Linked DNA regions of Mus musculus: region 2 is linked to region 1. Evidence: chromatin loops called from intact Hi-C (ENCODE). Cell type or tissue: heart. All regions are shown on one strand.

The links. Hi-C counts contacts between places; a loop is a spot of excess contacts. Peaks named below come from ENCODE experiments on the same cell type or tissue, not always from the same donor. Only the 100,000 strongest peaks of a DNase experiment are listed, where the experiment ranks them.
Region 2: a loop joins it to region 1, with 10 times the contacts of the local background. A loop is called at or near these places in 7 of 42 quality-filtered maps.

The regions. Positions count from the first base shown.
Region 1 is chr14:74,784,550-74,792,549 of GRCm38, forward strand. Lrch1 (leucine-rich repeats and calponin homology (CH) domain containing 1) reads right to left here. Exons shown (of 19, transcript NM_001252132.1): 16 at 1,732-1,841; 17 at 942-1,079. Among named protein-coding and RNA genes, the nearest start is that of Gm52135, 30 kb to the right of the region's middle. In heart, a CTCF peak has its summit at 4,412; no DNase peak of the experiment used is centred here.
Region 2 is chr14:74,986,007-74,994,006 of GRCm38, forward strand. Gm4278 (predicted gene 4278) reads left to right here. Exons shown (of 3, transcript NR_046078.1): 3 at 1-1,098. Among named protein-coding and RNA genes, the nearest start is that of Gm4278, 15 kb to the left of the region's middle. In heart, a CTCF peak has its summit at 4,701 (motif pointing left); no DNase peak of the experiment used is centred here; H3K27ac peaks cover 294 bases.

The sequences.
Region 1 (8,000 bases):
GCGTAGCAAGCTAAACACAGGATGCAACTTGCCCAAAGCTTTTAGGCACAGATCTGGAATCTCAATCTAACCTCAAATCTTAGCCCCTAAGCTCTTTAGCTTTCCCTAATGCACCCAATCTGTTACATAAACTCTTTCTGCTCTTGTTTATGTAACCCTACGTGGGCTTCAAAGACAAGGCTGTCTCTGATTCCTCTAGTCTTTCACACAGGATCACAAACTGCCCCCATAGCGTTCTTTCACCTGCCACGGGCTCTGTGGTATCTAGGACACGGGTCAGGACTAAGATACATAGCTCGGGGGCGGTGGGGGGAGAGCAAAGGCCCTGGGTTTGATCCCTAGGAGAGGATGGGGAGGAAGGAGAAGAACCAGCTGAGTGATGCCCCAATGGGTAGGTTATTAAGGATGCCTTATACATTTGACTATCTTCATAAGCTACTGTAAAATCCTCAACGAACAAGAAAGAGAAGAGACCCCAACCAGCAACAGAGAAGGTGAGGCAGGAGATTTACATGCCCAGGGCCAACTTGGGCTATCTTGTGAACACAGAGTGAGACCCTATGAGAAGAAAAGCATGAGAGTCCACCTAGAAACAGCCCTCAACCAGACAGCCTTCTGAAGAGACCTCACGGTTTAAATATCCCTTTGTGAGGGCCAAATCTCTGTGCTCTGGCCTTTAACCCAGAACATTCATCAGTAACTTCTTTAAAATCCACACCTGAGACAGTTACTTTTCTGCCTTTCTCATGCTTGTTTGGAAATAGTCTTCCTTTAGTGAAAATTCTGCTTCCTTGCTTTGCTCTGTTCTTCTACTTGTGTGGGTGAGGTCCAACAGAAAGGGTCCAGGCAGTCAGGTTCCTGGAGGCCCCACTGGCATCTTTAACCAACAACTCTGTACAAACAGAGCTCATTCTATGCCATTTTCCTTTATCTGTACTTACAACAGCCGGTGAGGGGACATGGATGCTGGCGACAGATCTCGGACGGACGTGGTTGGCCAGGTGGCAGAGGACGACACCATCCATGAGTGCCGCCCCCAGGTCTTCATGAAGGGTCACCTTCAGCCTCATCTCGATGCTCTGGGGATGGGAAGCAGAAAGAGCCAGTTTGCTACGGTGGTAAATACACCTGCAAGTATGTATAAACCCAAGTGCTCTTGTCAGTGAGGGGACAAACATAAGAATGTCTGGAGATGGGGTGATGGTTTTGTCAGGAAAGTGTTTGCAAGGATGCGAGTTTGATAGCAGACCCCAGAGAGTCTGACATGGCAGTGTGTGCCTGTAATCCCAGCCGCTGGGCAAGTGGATTCTAGGGGATCCTGAGACTTGCTAGCCAGCCAGATTAATCTAGTCAGTAAGGTCCAGGCGAGTGAGAGAGACCCTGAATCAAAACCAAAAATGTACGTAACACCTCGGGTTATCTCTTTTCCGCCACATACATGTGCATATTCACACACACATACATGCTCACTCTCACACATCGACATGCATACCCCAGACACACAGTGAATGTCTGGAAAACACTCACATTCATTAAATATCTCAAGTATTAAAAAAAAAAAAAAACGCTCTGTATAAAGACAGATACGGTTGTGTTGAAATGTCTGAATTAGAAGCTGCAGAACTGAAACTGGGATGGTGCGCAAGGGAGGCCTCCAGGCCAGCTTTTCCAACACACAGAGCGCTGCGTGATTCTGCGCATCGCGCTCAGGCACAGGCCACGCCCCAGTACCTCTCGGAGTTGCTCCACCAGCTCCTTCTCCTCTCTCATCTGCTCCATCTTCCTCCGGATCGTAAACTGTGGGTCTATAGATTCCAAGTTTCTCTGCGGTCTTAGAAACACTTCAATAGAAATGGAGAAAGAAACCAATCTGTATTACCACACAGGGCTATTCCTAATTTCAGATAAATTATTTACTTATTCCAGATTGTTTTATCATTCACTCTCACAGAGAAATTCCAGAGTCATAGCAAGAGTTGGCTGTGAATGCTCTAAGGGACACAGGTCTCCTGAGTTACCCTTCTGGGTTGTGTGCACTGCAGAACTCGGTTTGAGCTGAAAATAAACTGAATTGAGAGACAGGTCTCATCGGAGTGGAGATGAGACTATGCTGTCACTACTCAGACAAAAGCTGTCATCTGTCATCATGTCCAGTGTTACCTTCTGTTCTAATCGATATTCTAATCATATGTTTTCTCTTTCTTTAAATTAAGTAATTTTGATCAAATAAAAAGATGTTAGAATTGATGCTATTGTAGAACTACATATTCTGACTTCTGTCCCATCACTGGCCAGGTGTTCAAACATTCAGCTCGAGTGCAGGTGACAGTCTAAAACGCTGGCTGGACTAGAGGGGACTCTATCACCACTGGCTTGAGGATCTTAGGCTTCCTACAGAGCAGTGACTGAAAACATTGCTTTGTCGGAAGGAATAAAGAAAACACATACTCTCGGGGATAGAAAGATAGGTCAGCAGTTATAAACAATGTCTGCTCTTCCAGAGGACCCAGGTTCGATTCCCAGCACCTACATGGTGGTTCACAATTATCTTTAACTCCAGTTCCAGAGGATCTGACCTTCTCTTTTAGCTTCTGAGGGTACCAGGGATACACATGGCAAACAGACACACACATAGACAAAACATCCATATGCATAAAATAACAATAAATAAATCTCTTTTTAAGTTAAACCCAGCACTGTACAGAACAGGACAGAACAAATGAACAATGGGGGAAAAAAAAAACTCGCAAAAATCATATGCTCTAAACTTCAAGGTGATAACATCAATTGGGATGATTAAAATATATTCTCCGTGTGGCTTTGCACCATCTTTGCACCTGTGGGGCCATGCCAGGAACAGGATGTCTAAAAACCAAGTGTATGAGGAGGGCTGTGTTTGCATGGACTTTTTTGCTGGTTGTAAGGGAGGTCTCAGTAGCTAATGAGAGCACAGCTCTTCGTAACGTTGAAGGTGTGTGTGCCGGAGATGAAACTAAATTCTCCTTAGGTAAGAGATGTGCTTAGGTATATAGAGTAAAACACAATCCAAGGACTCCCAGAGGCAAACCAAACAAAACCAGAGTGCTCTAGGGAAAGATAACTCTGGCCCAGGGAAACCTTGGCGTAGTTTGCACCAAATTCTCAAACAATCTCTTTGCAAAGGGCAGCGGACACAAAATCTGTGGGATGCCACACCCCACAGATGTAAGCTAATGAAAATTAAATAAAAGTGGATTTACAGTCTTATAAAGATGTTTTACATGTAAAGAATGATTTTAGTAGCTGGGCAGGGAGGCACACGCCTTTTATCCCAGCACTTGGAAAACAGATGCAGACAGATCTCTGTGAGTTAATGACTACCCTGGTGAATCATACGCCAGTCAGAGCTAGACAGAGAGGCCCTGTATCAAAAAGGGGAGGGTGTGTGTGTGTTCATTTTAGCAGAAGTCTTAAGTTTTTCTTTTTAGAGATTTTTTTTTTTTTTGCCTGAAGACACAAGGCTGTTGGGGAGTGGGATGGTCTGGTTTTCTATGTAGAGATGTTTAGATGGGGCTAGGAGGTGGTGGTAGGACAAAGCCACTCCAAACAATCTGTGCAAAGAACTCCTATGTAAGAAACCACCACCCCAAGTAAGAGGGATGGACGCCCGACTGCAGCAGTTACAGCCATGGTCATAGAAATAATGCTGAATACAAAGGACCTACAACGTTCATTTGGCCATTTCTTACAATGGTTCAGTTTGTCACCCTTTGAAGAGTAAATATGGCTCACAAGTATAACACATTGAGGAAAAGGCCCATGCATGCTTCGAGTGATTAAATACCCAGCACTGTGAGGCTGTATCCATCTCTGTCTTCCAGTTTTCTTTTTACATGGGTTCAAAGATTCTAGAACCAAGATGCCTGGAAAGATGAGGTGGATGCCATCGTTGACTGATACAGTTCACGGAGAATGAGGCTGAGTGCATGAGCACAAGGCTTTCCGGAGCCACAGAAAGGAGGTTGTGCCCCCCGTCTCAGGATGGAAGTGAACCAAAAGGTCACTGGTTAAAAAAGCCAAAGGCTTGTCCACTCAGGAGTCTCTCACCAAGGCCCCACAGGAGCCAAAGTCCACAGGACGTAAGATTGGTCAGAGCAAGAATGGAAAAAGGCAGAGCAAGAACAGAAAAAGGCAAAGCTCGCAAAAGAAGGGTGAGGTGATGGGGCAGCTGGGCTCTGAGAGGAACGTGATGGAGAAAGGACATTAGAAGCCTGAGAGAGCAAACTGCACCTGCCAGAGGAAGTCCAGCAACTAAAAGAAAATACAATGTAAAACCCAAAAGCAACCTCTTCTCACAAAGATGTTAATTGAATTTACCAAAAAAAGTCAAGGAATGTGGACGGAGCTTGGTAGTGCACACACATGTCACCAAGGGGCGCCGTGACCCTATTCTAACAGTTTGCTGTTTGCTTTGGAGGCCATTTCCCTTTTGACTTTATTCTGGGGAAATCTTATCTAATACGGCATGCTTAATACTTTCAATATGTTTTTATTGGACGATTTCATTCCGAATATGAAAATATGAGGAAGTTAAGTGACCTGCAATCTCTGGGGTAACTGCACACACTCGAGCATGTATGTTAGCAGAGCAGCGTGAGGGATATCAGAGTGATACCATCAGGTCTGGCTCTTAATTTCCTGGCATGCCTGTTTATTTTAAAGTCCTTTGCAAATTACAAAAGCAAAAGTGCCCACTGGGGTAGATTTCTGTGACTAGCAAGCAATCACCAAGCGTTGAAGGTCTCTCAGCTGTCCTTTCTATTTTAAAACAAATATTTCAAATGTACATGCAGTGATTAGAAATGAGAAGCATATGAGTATATACACTAAAATTATATAATTAATTATAACTACCGTGAACGGTTTGAAAATAAAGAAACTCTTTCAGCTAATAAGCCTGCCAGCTTACTTCTTTCTGGATCAAGTCTTCAGGGAATTGATGCCTATGAGAATTATCCTGACTGGTGTTAACTCCCTACCATTGCATTTCAAGAGCTGTTTAATGATTAAGGGGCACGTCACTAACAGTGAGAACAGGACATAAGACCTGCTGGCTGTAGCTCACTTAGCAGGAGACAATCTCTAAACATGGCCTATTGAGGAGGTTGAGACATGCATACAGAGGACTCCGCTGATCTTTCCATCCTTGAAAGTCTCTGGTCTCTTCACTGTATCCCTGAACTGGCATAATCTCTACTTCCTGTGAATGCCCAAAGATAATTAGCTGCGTACCTCTTGGCACTTATCATTCTGTATTACCCCATAAAATCCATAGCTCTGCAAGAGCCCAGTTGCAGGCTCTTTCTGCATCCCACAAAGCTGTGTGCTGAGACGCATGTTTGTTGAGGAGTAAATGAAACCTGTGTTTCAAAACCTCCCAGGAAAGACAGGAGTAAGGATCTGAAGATCATCTTTGCAGAAATGACCTTACCCTGGTGATTCATTTCTTAATTTCTCCTCTGACAGAAAAAAAAAAAATCCCAAATTACTCTCCAGATCTGAACACATTAACTTCCAAATTTAGGTTCCACAACAGTGGAGACTGTCTGGTTGTAATGTTAGAGGCACGCTTAGCATAGGGAAGCACTTAGCAGGGGTACGAAACACGAACACAAAACCCATTCTCCAAGTGTCACCTTTCAGCTAAGCAAAGAGAGCTCACAGTGCTAAACCATACACTAAGTGAACCTTACCATGACACTGAGACAAAAAAACAAACAAACAAAACCTATGCACTTTGCTTCTCTGTGGAAGCACAGGGCTTTGAAACTTAGCTTCCTCTTCCTTGGAAGTTAAGAATGCGGACTAGAGTGCCTTTTAATAGATTCAAATGCAAGGCAGGGATACCGTGACAAGTATAAGCTTTAGACTGCGACTCTTAGGAGTTAGAAATCAGGCAAATGAATTCATCCATTTCCTTCTGGAGCACCAAGTAAATCAGGTCCCTTTACTGCCCTTCAAATGCTGAAATAGCCCTTCCATTATCTTGAGCAGTTTATTTAACTCACATGTCAATGTGCACATAAACAATGTATCTCTGTCTACCACGGACACATAAATGACAAAGAGGTAAATGCTTAGGCTCTGTCACTTACTATCTCTGAACATGGGGACCAGACATTCTAATCTGAAGCCAGAGCTGAGAGTCCCCGAGGAGCTCCCACGCCCTCGGCATCCTTACTTTTGTACTGGGGAGAATAAGACCTCAATGCTACGCTGTCATCACCAAGGAAACCAAGATGCCTATAAACTGGCTGGAGATGGATGTCCCCTCACTCACTGTCACACAAAGATCAATTCTAAGTAAGTCTAGAGTGGTGCCCACCAATTCACCAGGAATGAAAAGGCAGAAACACCTCAAGCGAGGCCAGGACTGGCTTTTGACTTCCAAGTGAATGGGAAAGGGGAAGACGAAGCCACAAACGAAGGCACAAGAATTAGGGCAGGGGAAGAGGATGGGTTCTCAGGAAGTGAAGGCACCCCAGGCTGTGGTGGGGCAGGCAGCGCCACAGATGGACGTCCATGTCATGCTGTCCCTCTGAGAAGAATGATTTCAGAAACTGTGGGTCTCCAGATGTTCAAGGTCCTTCCCGCCTGTCCCCCATTTTTTTCTTTTTTTAAAAATCTCTTTGAAGACCATGTTACAAAGACAATGGTGAATTTAAAATGAGCTCAATCTGGAACAGAACGTTAGAAGGGATTTAAATGAAAAGAGAAATCTTTGTGTACAAAGATGGGCAATGAGATGAATACTCTAAGTTTGACCAAGTTAATAATGAAACGTCATGATTATCTAAGGTATCTTGTTTGCAAGGCTGGACAGCTGTGGTGTCAGATAATGAAAAAACAACACAATTGTGGAGATAAGCATTTCTGGACATGCCAAGAAAGCCCACAGAGTAGAAGAGTCTGTTTCTATGGAAGCGTTAAGGACAACACAGTGAGTGGGCTACATTCCTCAGCTTTTCCACTGAGTTAGGAAGCACTGCAGTCACAAGGCCAAGTCTCATGCGCAGGGACTGAAAAGGTATGTGACACTATGGACAAACTGCAAATAAAGAAAAAAATGTAAACCATCAGAAACATCTGACATGGTTGCCCGATCCAGAGGAATATGAAAACAATCCTTTTATTACTGCTGTGGTATAATGTGGTTAGGCTCCTGATTTGTTATACACAGGGGGAAAAAAGGCCATGTAATAAATGCAAAGTTATTTTGTTTTTAAATGTTCATAATGGTTATTGGCTGTGGACATCTCAGAATTTTTAATAAAAAGAAGACTGGCCCAGTACCGCCCACATCAGCTCCTCACCTGTCCAATGAAGGATGGTTTGTCTGACAGGTGACAGTTAAGACCTGCAATACAGACCTCCTATCTGAGCTCTATCACAGCCACATACCAGCATAGAAATTCTGCTGTTAAAAGTCTTTAGACCTTTCCAGGATTGAAAAAAACAAAAACAAAAAAACATGGCCCTCTGGTTTCAGATATTACTCCTCAGGAAATAACTCACACATGAATCTTTCATAATAGCCTTATTTCCAATAGAGAGCATTATACCTATAGTAGCCAGGATTTCATAAAACAGAAACACTTCTTTTTCATAGCTTGATCTTCCGGTTTTATACCAAAGAACAGCTTAGAAAGAAAAATTCTCTCTAACCCTCCTCCTCCTCCTTCTCTTCCTCCTCCTGTCGGTGCTCAGAATTTAAAGCAGGATGACATAAGGAGGGGATTTTGTATCATGATTGCTCTTTAAAAAAATCATGACTATTTTCAGTGAAAATTTTTGAGACCTGCAGTGCTCAAGCTGTGGGTTGTGACCCTTCAGAGGGTTGGACATCCCTTTCCACTCGAGTCCCTTACTGGCAGACAACAAAGATGACTCATAACAGAAACAAGATTACAGTTATGAATTAGCAATGGAAATAATTTAATGATTGGGAGGTCATCAAAACA
Region 2 (8,000 bases), 200 kb after region 1:
GAAGGGCAGAGGGATCCACCATAGGTAAAACTGGTAAATGTTTATGGCTAAAAACAGAGGAGAAAACAAGCGATTGGCCCTCATGCCTGAGACCTCACTGAGGATACTAAAGTGCCAGCTGCTTTCAATATTTTGTAAAGATTAAAAAGAAAGAAGAAAATCTTACTGTTTTGTTAACATATATCATCTCTTCTAATCTTCCCTGGATAATACCCCTCCCTGTTAACTTTTCTTCAGAACTGGGGACTACAGTTTGAAATTGAACTAACTTGCGCCACAACACACATTTCTTAAAACAATGATGCTTGGGATCACTTTCCTTTTAAAATACCACACAGTTCCGGGGTGTTTTCACCAGCCCGCTGCCTTCAGTGGATAAAGAGGACCTGGGAGATCCAACCCGGTGGTTACAGAAAGACCCTAACTGAGTCACGACACTTGGAGTCGGAGTCACGACACTTGTTACATACCAAAAAGAGAAGTGTGGAACCACAGCACTGCTGGCCTTCATTTCTACTCTTCCCTTGGTAGACATCCCATCCCACAGCCTGGATGATGCTTGAGGCAGTGTCCAGATGAGAGCCACACATAGGGGAAAGGTCACTTCTTCTAAGATAAACATCCCTCCTTCAGCCCCAGGCTCTTCTTCCAGCTAATTGGTCAGAACCGAGTCACGTGGTTGCCTCTACTATTTGAACTAGGCTTACCATTAGCTGGCCTAATAGAGTCAAGATTGACTGTAGCAGCTAGGGTGTGTGTGTGTGTGTGTGTGTGTGTGTGTGTGTAACTTCCAAATGAGCCAAAGCAGTTTAGCTGTCTCACAAGTCTGGTTGATTTTCTCAGCCTTCTGTGGTCTTTGAGCTCTTTGACAGCTATGTAGAGACCTCGTTAAACTGTAGTAAATTTTTGTGTACCCAAAATCAGGGTACACGAGGATGCAATGGGTGATTGTTTTGTATGGCTTAGTTGTGTATCTATTTGTAAATTCAGCTCTTTGGTCCTTATCAGCCTGTGTGGTTATTTAAATCTCCCACATGGGTTATAATAGCTTATTAATTCCCTTACTAATCACTGTGTTAAATAAAGCCTTTGACAAGTTGAGTTTGTAACTTTTATGCCTTTAAAGAGATTTGCCTTTTCCTTAAAATTGTGGAGACCCTATAAAGAAAAAAAAATACCAAACCCACCAAACAAAAGGTAGATATCAAAAGTACATACTGTAGTGGCATTCTAAGGAATTTCAGGAAAGAGATTTAGTAAGGCAGGTGAAGAAACAAAGGTGTTGCCTGCCAATTGTTGGAACAGCTTCCTGAGAAAAAAGATGCTGAACTCTTTTTTTTCCTCTTTTGTTTTTCAATCAAGGGTTTCTCTGTGAAACCCCCCCCCCCCCCAGCTGTCCTGGAACTCACTCTGTAAACCAGGTGGGCCTGGGACTTGAAGATCTGCCTGTGTCTGCCTCCCCACCCAGCTAGATGGTGAGTTCTTACATTGGAAACTCGGTAGAGGAGTGTTATCCCCTTTTTCTATCAGCATGTGGACTTCACTGAAGAGAGCGACAGAGCTCATCAAGCCGACCTGTTTGTTACCTGTCTGCCCACCATAGACACAGACTCGGAGAACATTTGAGAAACCTGTGTTACGCTTTGATCATCATGTGAGACCACAGTTAACTCTGGCAGGCTTATCGGTCTGGCAGTTAGTCTAGTTGTTAGCAGCTAGACTCCAGCTGAACAAGGCATGGGTCAGTTTGGACAGGTTCAGGCCACAGGCAGTATGAGCAAAATGCTAGTCCCGGGGGACTGTTCACCCTCATACCCAAAATAAGTCACATTTACATTTGCAGGGAAAGTTTGTTGGAACTTGATACTGGTGACCTTTTGAAAATATATCACAAATCAATTTTCTTACTAAAAAAAGTCATTGCCATCTCATTTTCTATTCCATTTCAAGAGATCTCTTTGAGACTAGTTTAGGTTTTTTTTTTCTACCATTTGTGCTATTCAAACAAGACATGAATAGTTTAGATATAGATTGTCCCAGGAGAATAGTGTTACTGTCAATGTAACCTAGTTAGTAAGAAATACTAAGAGGGCTGAGGGGATGGCTCAGCCCTTAAGTGAAGAACGCCTCTTGCAGAGAATTCAGTTTGGTCCCCAGCATCCACATCAGGTGGCTCACAACTGCCTGTAACTCCAGCTCTGGCGGAACTAACACTTTTAGCCCCTGTGGGCACCTGCACACACACACACACACACACACACACACACGTAAAAGTTAATAAAAAATAAATATTTTTAAAAAGAAAATGGGGCTGGAGAGATGTCTCAGAGGTTAAGAGCACTGACTGCTCTTCTGAAGGTCCTGAGTTCAATTCCCAGCAGCCACATGATGGCCCACAACCATCTGTAATGGGATCTGATGCCTTCTTCTGGGGTGTCTGAGGACAGCGACAGTGTAATTACATATAATAAATAAATAAATACATACATCTTTAAAAAATAAAAAGAAAATGAATACATTGGTTGTATGAAAAACTCTAAGTATGAATATAAACATCATAGTTATCGAAGGCATGCATAGAAGGATTTGTTACAGAAAAATCACTCGTAACTGTTCAGCACTGTGAAAAGTAATAATATGGATTCCTGTTATTAATTGCTAAAACTCACATTTTGTATCCAAGTATGGTTTCCATAATTTTATGTGTGAAAGGTTTTCCTTCTAAATATATCCATGGAGATGCACTTTTACACAAGTTGACTTGTCTTACTTGGGGTTACGCTATTGCGATGAACCACCACGACCAAAAGCAATCTGGGGAGGAAAGGGTTTCTTTGCCTTACACTTCCGTGTTGTATTCACCACTGAAGAAGTAAGGACAGGAACTCAAACAGGTCAGGGGCCTGAAGGCAGGAGCTGATGCAGAGGCCATGGGGTAGTGCTGCTTACTGGCTTGCTCAGCCTGCTTTCTTAAAGAACCCAGGACCACCAGCCCAGGCCTGGGCCCTCCTCCACCAATCACTAACTAGGAAAATGCTCTATGGGCTTGCCTATAAGCAAGATCTTAGGGAGGCATTTCCTCAGCTGAGGTTCCCTCTGCTCAGATAACTACAGTTTGTATAAGGTTGACGTAAAACTCGCCAGCACATAACTCTAATAGTGAAAGTGGTTCTAATTTGCTTTACATATTTTTAAAAAGATCTCTGAGTGTGTGTGTGTGTGTGTGTGTGTGTGTGTGTGTGTGTGTGTGTTGGGTGTGTGTGTGTGTTTTGTGTGTGTGTGTGTGTGTGTCTGTCTGTCTGTCTGTCTGTCTATGTGAATGTATGCCCTGTGCATGTAGGTGCCTAAGGAGGTCAGAAAAGACTATCTCATCCCCTGGAGCTGGACTTATAAGGAAAACAGTGAGACTCTGAGCCATTGAGCTGTCTCACTGCTGTAAGAAGCCGCCTGGGAATTTAGCCTTAATCTTAGAAAAGGAGAAGTAACTCCTGAAGATAGAAAGCCAGGAGGATGGTGTGGGGGAGGAGCATAGGCAGAGGAGGAGGTATTGGTGGGGGGAAGAGCTGGGCAGCAGAGGTATTGGTGGCCTTTGCCACTCTTTAGAGAGTGAGGAAGCTTAGCAGGAGGCCTTAGAGCAGATACCAAGGATGGGTAAACGCTGGAGCTCCGCTGGGTAAAGAACAGCGAGGCTCTTCTAGGGACCCAGACAAAGTCTCTGTTTGAGTCAATGAGAAAATTCCAGAAATGGTGTCGGTTGTACAAAAAGGTGAATGCATTCAATGTCACAGAATTTCACACTTTAAATAGGTTAAGATTATGGCAACACACACACACACACACACACACACACACACACACACTTCAATGGTTATAAATATGTACATGTTTTGCCACAATAAAAAAAGAAAGCCTTGAAATGTCATGTTTGATATCGAGGCTTGAGTCTCAGATTATTGAGGGCAACAGTTTCAGCTCTACGGGTAAACTGAGGTAGATGAGGTCAGAGAGCTCGCAACCAGAGACTCAGGCAGGACTAACACTGAAGCCCAGCTCACAGTTCCCCAGGCCTCTTATCCCTACACTGTCAACAACTGGGGTTTTGGGGACACACAGTGGCATAGACACCACGCCCTCAGAGCACTGCCCACTCCTTGTTTGTCTGTTTATGTGTCTGGTTCATTTTAGATGATAAACTCATTGAGGGCAGGGCCCTTGGGTTTGTACAGATGTTTCAACAGCCAGCAGCTTGCCCACACATAGTAAAACCTGAAGGAAGATTTGCTAAGTGGATGAATAAATAAACAAAGGAGCCAACTTCCCATGGGCCAGCAGAGGCTACCCAGGCTGGGAGATGAGTATCAAGAAGCAATCTGGATGTTTCTTTGCTTCGTTCATCAGCTATAGACTATTAGACCTGAATCTGAATGCAAGAAACAATAATTTAGTTAAAAAAAAATATATATATATATATATATATTGAGTTTGAAAAACAATATCATTATCCACATTCATGAAAAATTACATGAAGATATATGTTTACAATTTTATTAGAGAGCAGAAGCACACATTAAAGAATAAGGTTCCCTCCCCCACCCCCCACCCCAGATGCCCTTGAACTTTGGGACCTGTTTCAAACTTTACAGTGCATGGTAGCTGTTTTCAAGAAAAGTGAAGTCTGGTGCCCTCTTGTGGTTTTCTATTTAAAAGACAACTGTAATGAAGTTCTGTGTTGCTGGGGCATGTGTATTCAATCATGCCTAATTGCTGTCTTTGAGACCCGTTGCTGCTTTCACTGGCATGTCTCTTAGCAAATTCATATCAGAATGTTCCACAGGCTAAAGGTATAGTTATGTGGTTGTAATCTTTTTGTATAAGCTTATGAAGTTGCTTTAGTAAATGCGTAATGAGACCACAGATGAAAGATCTTTTCATAATTCCACAGTCTCAGAAGGTCAAGGCCAGAAGAATTCAGGATCTAGCACATGTCTTTTTTTCCTGGTAGCTCCTCTATCATTGTCTCCCTCAACCCTCAGACAACTAGCTGCTCATCTTTCAAGGTGCTCTTTCTTTCTTTCTTTCTTTCTTTCTTTCTTTCTTTCTTTCTTTCTTTCTTTCTTTCTTCCTTCCTTCCTTCCTTTCTTTCTTTCTTTCTTTCTTTCTTTCTTTCTTTCTCCTCCTCCTCCTCCTCCTCCTCCTCCTAGTGTGACACATATGTATAGGCATATGAATATGCATACCCACCCACATGCATACATTTAGAGACCCAATGATATCAGATGTCTTCCACTACAGCTCTCGGCTTATAACCTCTAGATGGGTCCCTTCATTGAACAGGAAGTTTGGTGCTTTGGCTGGGCTGAACAAGAAGTTGCTAGGAGGATCTGTCTATCTCTGCCCCCATCCCCATTCTGCGATTACAGCCATGATCATCAATGTGGACAATGGGGATTAAAACTTGGGCTCTTGTCTTAGTTAGGGTTTTACTGCTGTGAACAGACACCATGACCAAGGCAAGTCTTATAAAAAACAACATTTAATTGGGGCTGGCTTATAGGTTCAGAGGTTCAGTCCATTATCATCAAGGTGGGAGCATGGCAGCATCCAGGCAGGCATAGTGCATGCAGAGCTGTGAGTTCTATGTCTTCATTCAAAGGCTGCTAGTAGAAGACTGATTTCCAGGCAACTAGGGTGAGGATCTTATGCCCACACTCACAGTGACACACCTACTCCAACCAGGTCACACCTATTCCAACAAGGCCACACCTCCAAATGGTGCCACTCCCTGGTTCAAGAATATACAAACCATCACAGTTCTCCTTATCACAGAGCAAGAGCTTTTACACATTAAGCTGTTTCCCAGGTTAAATACTAGTTTTTAACCAGGGCAATGGAAATATAATGTGAATAAATTGTTATATACATTTTTAAAAGATTTGTTTATTCATTTTAATGAGTACACTGTCACTGTCTTCAGACACACCAGAAGTGGGCATTGGATCTTATTACAGATGGTTGTGAGCCGCCATGTGTTTGCTGGGAACTGAACTCAGGGCCTCTGGAAGAGCAGTCAGTGCTCTTAACCACTGAGCCATCTCTCCTGCTTACTTTCAATTGCTGTATTAAAACATCCCAACCAAAAGCCACTTGGAGAGGAAGGGTTTGCTTGGCTTGCATGTCACATCACAGTCCATCATGAACTGAAGTCTGGTCCTGAAGGCAGGAACCCAGAGGAAGAAACTGAAGCAGAGGCCATGTGGGGAATGGTGCTTACTGGCTTCTTGCTCAGCCTGTGTTCTTATAGCACCCAGGACCCTGTCACCACCCCTAGTGACGTGGGTCCTCTTACATCAGTCATTAATGAGGAAAATTCCCCCATCAACTTGCCTACAGGCCCATCTGTTGGAGGCACTTTCTCAATTGAGGCTTCCTCTTCCCAGATGACCCTAGCTGGTGACAAAAAGTCTAGTCAGCACACAAGGGTACTTAGGCATCAATCCCTTGATTGTAAGTTATCCAATTTTAGTGGTCAGTCATGATCATATAAATACTAGCAGCACTGACAGACTCAGCAGGATGTGTGTGCATCTGTGTGTGTGTGCATCTGTGTGTGTGTGTGCATCTGTGTGTGTGCATCTGTGTGTGTGTATAATTTAATAATAATTAAAGAAGTAAAGGTTTTCTTTAATCATTTGAGGAGGCTAAGGGGTATGGGAAGAGTTGGAGGGTGACGAAGGAAGGGTGGAAATGATTTAAATAGAATATTCGTGTATAAAATTTTTAAAAACATACTTAAAATTTGATTTAAAATAATTATTTTCCCAATCACAAAGGGCTGGTAACTTGCCTTGTGTTCATCTGACTTTCATTAACAGACATGTTTCATGAGTGCAATTTCTGTCTTGAGGCCAATAACTGCTCACTCCTATCCACCCGAGGCTCAGCACGCTGAACAATAAATACCCATCCGGTGGGTCAATGAAATAGCCAGGCGCGAATTTGTGTTCAAAGCAAAGAACAGGCAAAAACTCTAAGTAGATCCTCTGTTTGTAACTTTGTATGTACAGATTCAGTTTGCACTGACTCAAAGATGTTGTTTAAATTCCTATGTAACTGAACCTGCACTGGCTTCATTTCTTGCCGGCCGTTCCTAAACAATGCAGAATAACAAAACACTTACGTAGACCTCACAGTTTATTAGGTGTTCTGAGTGATCGAGGGATGACTTCAGTATATGGGAATGTGATGGGGTACTCACCAGAGAAGACTGTTTGGATGGGTAGGCATATATGCACAAAACATTTTGGTAGATTTTAAAACCTTATTTAGATGCTAGAAGTAACCATCTCTACCCAGCAACCTTAATTAATCAGACTAAATAATGAATAGACTGAAATTATAGTCCTGGGCAGCAGTGAGTGTCAGGAGTGTTGTGTAGAACTCTCAAATACTGGACTCTGTAGTCTCTCTTCACTAGTTACACCGCTTATGTAACTGGTTTCTCTGCCTTCGCATCCTCACCTATAACAGAGACTAAAACTTGCGTGTTTTGCTATTTTTTTTAAAGTCTAATGCACACAGAGACCGACAGTTAGTACATTAATTTAAGCTGTTATTGATGCTTACGGTGTGGTTTCTGTCAGGTCAGCCTACATCAGGGAGCATCACTGTGTGATATTTTGCTTTTCTTTGTTCTAGCTTCAGACTGTGATGAGTGATTTCTTTCATAAAGTTTACCACATCTATCATGTTATCTTTGCCTTCAGGGTCACCTCTAACTCTCTCTCTGTCTCTGTCCCTGTCTCTGTCTCTCTCTCCCCCCGCCTCCTCATTTGCACCCCCTTGTGTATGTCTTGTCTATACCCCTGGACATGTCCTAATTTTGAGGGTCACTGGCTCAAGACAACTCCTTATGTCACTGGTTGGCATTCTTGCCCATATAGAAGGAGCCTACCCACTTGCTTTCCTGTGGGAATTGTTCTGAGTCCACCTTCCCCAAAGGA